Linked DNA regions of Homo sapiens: region 1 is linked to region 2. The links are chromatin contacts, found by Hi-C or POLR2A ChIA-PET in ENCODE. All regions are on one chromosome and are shown on one strand. Each heading gives the region's core, a stretch centred on a gene start or an enhancer-like site at or near the end of the contact. The rest is flanking DNA. Distances are from core to core; before and after follow the strand shown.

Region 1 (3,919 bases), core at 715-3,214, 240 kb before region 2:
GTAAGCTCACCCCACACGGTGATACAGTGTTTAGTACACTGATGCGTCCCTAACAGCCAAATAACCGTGGTCCATAACACACACCTCACCTAGTGCTCTAACCTTCCCCTTATTTTTCAGAACTGCCCGCCAATTTCCAACCTGAATCCCCCTCTTGCGTCAAAATCATCCAAGTTCCTCTTGCTCTTCCCTCAGCAGAGAGGGGAGCAGCAGGTTTCTTTCTTGGATATATTCACAACTGGGTTTTGAAGACTTCCCCTGCCTCAAACCACACATGCATAGGGTGGAGGGCTCAAAGTCTTCCGCTCCTTACATGAGAAGAAACCGACTGTTCTATCTGAGCTCCCACAGAAGCTGTGTCTATGCCAAAGAAGCACATCCACCTGAGGCTGGAAAGTGGAGACCGTACCCAGTGCTGGCCAGACAGCCCCCACCACACCATCTTCCAATAGAAGGAGAGTGTCAGCAACTTAAAGAGGGACATCCACAAATGAGACCAGATTCAGGGGAAGGGGGCCAGAAAGGTGAAGAATTCACAGACCATCTCATGTAACAGCCTGGGAAGAGGAGCCCAAGCAGATGCAGGTCTGGGAACTCCAAAAGAATTCAGAGAGAGCAGACTAGGAAATTTGTCATTGGTTATCCCTGAGAACAGAGCAAGGGCCAGTGAGGCCAGAGTTAGGTTCACATAAGAAAGAACTTTCTATTTGAATAGATATTTCTCCAAAGATATATGAATGGCCAAGAAGCACATGAAAAGATCCTCAGCCTGGGTGTGGTGGCTCACGCCTGTAATCCCAGTACTTTGGGAGGCATAGATGGGCAGATCACTTGAGGTCAGGAGTTCAAGAGCAGCCTCGCCAACATGGCAAAGCCCCGTCTCTGCTAAAAATACAAAAATTAGCTGGGTGTGGTGGTGCATGCCAATCTCAACTACTCGGGAGGCTGAGGCACGAGAATCACTTGAACCCCAGGAGGTGGAGGTTACAGTGAGCCAAGATCGCCCCACTGCACTCCAGACTGGGTGACAGGGTGAGACTCTGTCTCAAAAAAAAAAAAAAAAAGACATTAATCATTAGGGAAATGCAAATCAAAACCACAGTGAGATAACACTTCACATCCATAAGGAGGACTATTGCAGCAAAATGAAAAATAACAAATGTTGGCAAGGATGTGGAGAAACTGGAACCCTTATACACTCTGGTGTAAGTGTAAAATGGTGCAGCCACTGTGGAAAACGGCATGGCATTTCCATGAAAATTTAAAAATAGAATTACCATATAATGCCACAATTATAATTCTGAGTATATACACAAAAGAACTGAAAGCAGGAATCTAAACAGATATTTTACACCCGTGTTCATAGCAGCATTATGCACAACCAAAATGGGGAAGCAAACCCAGTGTCCCCTGACAAATGAATGAATCAACACAATGTGGTATCTCTACACAATGGAATATTATTCAGCCTTAAAAAGGGAGGAAAGTCTGACACATGTTATACCACATGAATAAACCTTGAGGACATTATGCTAAGTGAAATAAGTCAGTCACCAAAGGACAAATACTCTCTGATTCCACTTATTTGAAGTACCTAGAGTGCAGCCTGGGCAACATGGTGAAACCTTGTCTCTACAAAAAATACAAAAATTAGCCAGGCATGGTGGCAGGCGCCTGTAATCTCAGCTACTCAGGAGGCTAAGGCTGGAGAATTGCTTGAACCCGGGAGGCAGAGGTTGCAGTGAGCCAAGGTCACGACAGTGCACTCCAGCCTGGGTGGGTGACAGAGTGAGACTCCGTCTCAAAAAAAAAGAGAAAAAGAGAGAGACAGAAAGAGACAAAGGAAGGCAGGCAGGCAGGTAGGCAGGCATGCAAGCAAGCAAGCAAGCAAATGAAGTACTAGAGTAGTCAAACTCACAGAAAAAGCAAGTAGACTGGTGGTTGCCACGAGCTGGGGGAAGGAGTGGGTGAAAGGAAAGTTACTGTTTAACAGATTCTGAGTTTCAGTTTTACAAGATGAAAAAAGTCCTGGAGAAGTAAAGTGGTGATGGTTGCACAACAATACTTAATGCCACAGAGCTGTGCACTTAAAAATAATATAAATGGGCAGGGCGCGGTGGCTCACGCCTGTAATCCCAGCACTTTGGGAGGCTGAGGTGGGTGAATCACCTGAGGTCAGGGGTTCAAGACCAGCCTGACCAATATGGTGAAACCCCATCTCCACTAAAAATATAAAAATTAGCCAGTCATGGTGGCAGGTGCCTGTAGTCCCAGCTACTCGGGAGGCTGAGATAGGAGAATTGCTTGAACCCGGGAGGCAGAGGTTGCATTGAGCTGAGATCACGCCACTGCACTCTAGCCTGGGCGACAGAGCGAGACTCCGTCTCAAAAAATAATAATAATAATATAAATGGTAAATCTTATGTACATTTTACAATTTGAAAATTTTTAGAAGAAACTTTATAAAAAAGCAAGATTGCTTTTAAGCTGCTTGTCACAAGCTTTAAGCTGCTTGTGACTATCTGAACTAAGTGGTTGGAATAAAAGGTAAAATAGGGATCAGCCTATATTTGGAATTCCTATTCCTCTGCACGATGTTAGAGCTGATTTTTCCCCCCTTAAAAAGGCCCCCAAAGCCATACTGATGCTCAGCATTCAGATAAATGAGTGTGTTTGGCTCAAAGTATACACAAATCAAAGAAAACCATGGACAGGTCAATACGATCTACCCTGAAGGATGCACTGATTTATTAAAATGGTCTCCCTAAGTAAGATATAGTAGTTAGGCCCCACTCCTTGTCCAGGTCTGAGCAGGAAAAAAGCTTTTGAGGAGAGGGCCCAATAGAAAGCTGCCTCCTGTCCTTGATGAACAAGGAAAGTGCCAACAAAGATGGAAGCCGGCACTTCATATTATTGCATCCAACTAGGATTACACCCTAAGCCCCAGCATACTCCTCTGGCTCTCCCCAGGACAGGAAAGACAAGGGACAAGGACCCCACAGTACAAAGCCAGCCAGGAGGAAGAGCCATCACCCCACACCATCCAATCTGGGGGAAGAATGTGCAGCCCATAGATAAAAGCCTTCTCTCCCTGGGGCCAGGGCTGGGAGAAAGTGGCAGGGGTCGGGATGGGACTGATGTCAATTCTACCTTTTCCTTTTTATCCATACTTACTCAAATAAATGGGTATCTTATTCTTTTTTTTTTCCTAACTGCCAAGTATTTAAGAATGATTAATTTGGTTCAACTACGCCACAGGGCTAGAAACATTTGACCCCAAAGTGAGCCATGAAGCCATTCTACAACAAAAACACTGGGAACAATAAAACAGATTGCTGCAAGGGGTAGTAAGCTCTCTGTCTCTGGAAGCATTTAAGCAGAGGCTGGCTGACCACTCTCTGGGTTGTGGTCAGGGAGATTCTTGCATTCTAGATCTGCTAAATCCTAACCTTTCATAGCAGGGTGTTGATAGATAATGTCTCAAGTGGTTTTATCAGGGAAAAAAAAAAGCCATATAAGCTTGTTGTTTAGAGTTAAGGAGGGCACCAACAGAGGAACTAGAAACAGAAAGAGTCAAGCAGCTTCCTTAGAAAGCAGGACTAGAAATGGAAGGCATGGGACAAGGGACCACTGCTCAGTGTTATAAGCTGTTTATTACTTCTTTGCCATGTGCATGTATTAATTTGATTAAAATTTTAAAAGTTTAGGCCAGGCGCGGTGGCTCACACCTGTAATCCCAGCATTTTGGGAGGGCGAGGCGGGTGGATCACGAGGTCAGGAGTTCAAGACCAGCCTGGCCAACACAGTGAAACCCCGTCTCTACTAAAAAAAAAAAAAAATTAGCCGGGCGTGGTGGTGTGCACCTGTAGTCCCAGCTACTCAGGAGGCTGAGGCAGGAGAATAGCGTGAACCCAAGAGG
Region 2 (3,529 bases), core at 699-3,198:
AGCAAAACTCTGTCTCAAAATAAATAAATAAATAAATAAAATAACACCTATGCCACATAGTTACTGTAATGATTAAATGATATTATGTACTTAATACATACTAGGTTCTAAATTACCCTTTTAAGGATTTTACAGTCTTCTAACAGTGGGGCAGAGGTTCCAGGTGAAGAAACAGTCTTGGGCCAGGCGTGGTGGCTCACACCTATAATCCCAGCACTCTGGGAAGCCGAGGCAGGTGGATCACCTGAGGTCAGGAGTTCGAGACCAGCCTGACCAATATGGTGAAACCCTATCTCTACTAAAAATACAAAAAATTAGCTGGGCATGGTGCCAGGCACCTGTAATCCCAGCTACTTGGGAAGCTAAGGCAGGAGAATCACTTGAACCTGGGAGGCAGAGGTTGCAGTGAGCCAAGATTGCACCACTGTACACCAGCCTGGGCAACAAGAGTGAAACTCTGTCTCAAAAAAAAAGAAAAGAAAAAGAAAAAAGAAACAGCCTCACTCTATGGGTTTTTTGTCTCTACTCCTAACTCTAACCCACCCATTCAACCCCCACCTCTGTACCTGGAGCAGGTGGCGAAATTCACATACTCACTGTCTGTGGCAAATGGCATTGGGCCAGAGAAGAAACCCGTATGCCACCCTAAGGATGCAGGACACCATGGTACAGGAATTGGCACTGGCCAAAAAGCAACTACTAATGGTGAGTTCTAGCAGGGCAACCTGAAGTCTCATTCACTACTGCTGTGTGCCTTTGCCCATTGAGTTTTCCAAGCTCTTAGTGTGTGTCATTGCACATTTATCTTGTTTGCCTCTAGGTTTTCAGCATTACACCAGAGCAACACAACTCTAACTCCATTGCCAAAACTCTTTTTCATTAAGTGATTCTTTGCATCCACCTTACAGGCGGCAGGCACATGTTAAAGTCCCAAAGTATACTCTAGTTCCTGCTCCTTTCATCTTGGTGAGACTCAAAACTGCCTCTTAGATCGGGTGTGGTGGCTCAGGCCTGTAATCCCAGCACTTTGGGGGGCCAAGACGGGCAGATCGCTTGAGCCCAGGAGTTCAAGACCAGCTTGACCAACATGCCAAAACCACCTCTCTACTAAAAACACAAAAATTGGCCGGGCATGGTGGCACTTGCCTATAATCCCAGCTACTTGGGAGGCCGAGGCACGAGAATCACTTGAAACGAGGGCAGAGGTTGCAGTGAGCTGAAATTGTGCCACTGCACTCCAGCCTGGGCTACAACGTAAGACTTGGTCTCAAAAAAACAAAAAACAAAAAAAACTGCCTCTTAGTGCGTATCACTTGCCTCTCGGTACCTCTCTCTCTCCCGGGGTCCCCACTTGGTGCCATGTAACCATCTTTGTATCCCAGTTACTTAGTAGAGTTCCTGTTTCATGGTCTGTTCTCAGCAAATATTTGCTGAACATAGGGCTTTGCCTGTGGAGAAAAAAATTGGATAGGCTTCCCTCTGCTGGTTCAGCCTCTCTGCTACCACCCAGCTTTATGTCACAGCTAAGTCCAGCTCCAAGAGAACACAAATAATGGGAAAACAACTAGGAAGAAAGAATAAGAAAGGGTGGTAAACAGAGGCAAACAACACACTCTATTCTGCCCTCTCCACCAGGTCCGTCAAGCTGCCCTGCACCAGCTGTTTGAAAAGGAGCATCAGCAGTACCAGCAGGAACTAAATCAGATGGGCAAAGCTTTTTATGTAGAGAGATTCTGATGGCATCCAAAACACTGCTCTTCCATTCTCAACATGCCTGCTAACCTAGCCTTCTAGAACCTCTACCACCTTGAACCTCCTTCCCAAAACATACCTGGATCTTGCTATCTGTCAGGGACTTAAGACAGCACTTCCACTCTCACTTCTCCACTCTCTCGTTAATCCTTTGCCGCTATTTGGGAAACAATCTATGAAACAACAGTAACAACAAGAGTGACGCCTTGTGGTCATAGTGGGATTTACTATGTTGATGTAAGGGGGCAGGGGTGGGGAGGGGTGGACAATGAGAGTTGAGAATCCTGATTTGGTATAACAAATAAATTTACTTCCTAAAGGCTCAAACTTAGACCACTGGGCTCATTCTTTCATGTCTAAATCTTGATTTGTTTCAAAAGTGCTTATTTTTCAGCTACTGTAATCTTAACCTCCTGGATTTCACTTGCCATCTCTCAGATATCACTTTCACTTATCTTTTATTTATATTTGGACAAATTGTTCTGAATGTGGCTATTAATCTACAGACACCGTAGTGCTTGAGTGAGGAGGCCTGCATTTTGGGTTTTGAGTCAGCTAGTTATTGTGAAACTTTGGACAAGTCTCTTTCCACTGGGCCTGAATTCCCACCTATGCCAAGAGAGAGGATTCCAAACTTAAATGTCTCCAGGGGTCAGGCAGGTAATGTTACAGTTGTAAGGAAATAAGGAGTGGTGGGATTTGTAGGGGGCTGGAAAGAGCAGTCAAAATAAAGGCACTCAAAATTCTGAAAAATACTGAAAAGTACTGATTGACCATGTGCATCATATGAAGGCCATAGACAACTTTACTTACAAGGGTTCACTTTACAGGCTGGGTGAGGTGGCTCACACCTGTAATCCCAGCACTTTGGGAGGCTGAGACAGGTGGATCACCTGAGGTCAGGAGTTCAAGACCAGCCTGGCCAACCATGGCCAAAATGGTGAAACCCCATCTCTACTAAAAATACAAAAAATTAGCCTGGCATGGTGGCAGGCACTTGTAATCCCAGCTACTCAGGAGGCTGAGGCAGGAGAATTGCTTGAACCCAGGAGGCGGAGATTGCAGTGAGCTGAGATCATGTCATTGAACTCTAGCCTGGGTGACAGCAAGACTCCGTCTCAAAAATAAAAAGGGTCCACTTTACATGTGAATGACATCCCAAGCCAGAGAGACCCCCATTTCACAGCCAGTGACAGCTGTAGGAATACACCATGAGTCCCTGAATACACTCCCTGAACACACCATCGCTCCCTGATGTAAATGCCATTATACATTACTTTGTCCTGTGCTCTCACCTTGCCGTTGGCATCCTCACTGGTCACTCATCCTGTCCACATGATATTTTCCTGACCTCAACTCTATGTGCCTTTGTCTCCACTGCAAAACTCATACCCTTCCCTCCAACCAAGTCTGTCTCCATCCTTCAGTCTCCTACTGAATCCCCCATTTTTCTTCTAGCTGTCAGAGCTTCTTCCTCTGCCCCTACACATCCCACTGATCAAGAGGCAGTAGAGTATAAAAATAAGAGCACAGGCTTTGAAGTCAGGTGTGGGTTCAAATTCTGGCTTCACCTCTTTAATTCTTGTGTCATCATATGGAAGTAATTTAGCTTAACTGGCCTCAATTTCCTCTTCTAGGCTGGGCGTGGTGGCTCATGCCTATAATCCCAGCACTTTGGGAGGCCGAGGCAGGTGGATCACTTGAGGTCAGGTATTCAAGACCAGCCTGCCCAATGTGGTGAAACGCTGGCTCTACTGAAAATACAAAAATTAGCCAG

What was found. Hi-C counts contacts between places; a loop is a spot of excess contacts on that map. ChIA-PET counts read pairs that join two places held with the same protein, here RNA polymerase II (POLR2A). Pooled maps may share reads with other maps.
Region 1: a pooled map shows a loop between it and region 2 (2.8-fold over the local background). The contact joins two enhancer-like sites. A Hi-C loop is called at or near these places in 6 of 50 pooled maps. POLR2A ChIA-PET finds 5 or more read pairs at or near these places in 4 of 52 experiments (HepG2, MCF 10A, activated CD4-positive, alpha-beta T cell and 1 more).

Annotation. Positions count from the first base shown.
Region 1 is chr1:154,437,801-154,441,719 of GRCh38, reverse strand. All of the region lies in intron 6 of IL6R (interleukin 6 receptor), which reads right to left. Among named protein-coding and RNA genes, the nearest start is that of IL6R-AS1, 33 kb to the right of the region's middle. Within about 2 kb of position 1,964, at least 6 of the 41 ENCODE cell types and tissues checked have a DNase peak (open chromatin) inside an H3K27ac peak, as active enhancers do.
Region 2 is chr1:154,197,635-154,201,163 of GRCh38, reverse strand. CFAP141 (cilia and flagella associated protein 141) reads left to right here. Exons shown (of 4, transcript NM_001010979.3): 3 at 576-705; 4 at 1,636-2,079. The coding sequence ends at 1,737. Among named protein-coding and RNA genes, the nearest start is that of MIR190B, 5.7 kb to the right of the region's middle. RefSeq lists a silencer at 3,526-3,529. Within about 2 kb of position 1,948, at least 6 of the 41 ENCODE cell types and tissues checked have a DNase peak (open chromatin) inside an H3K27ac peak, as active enhancers do.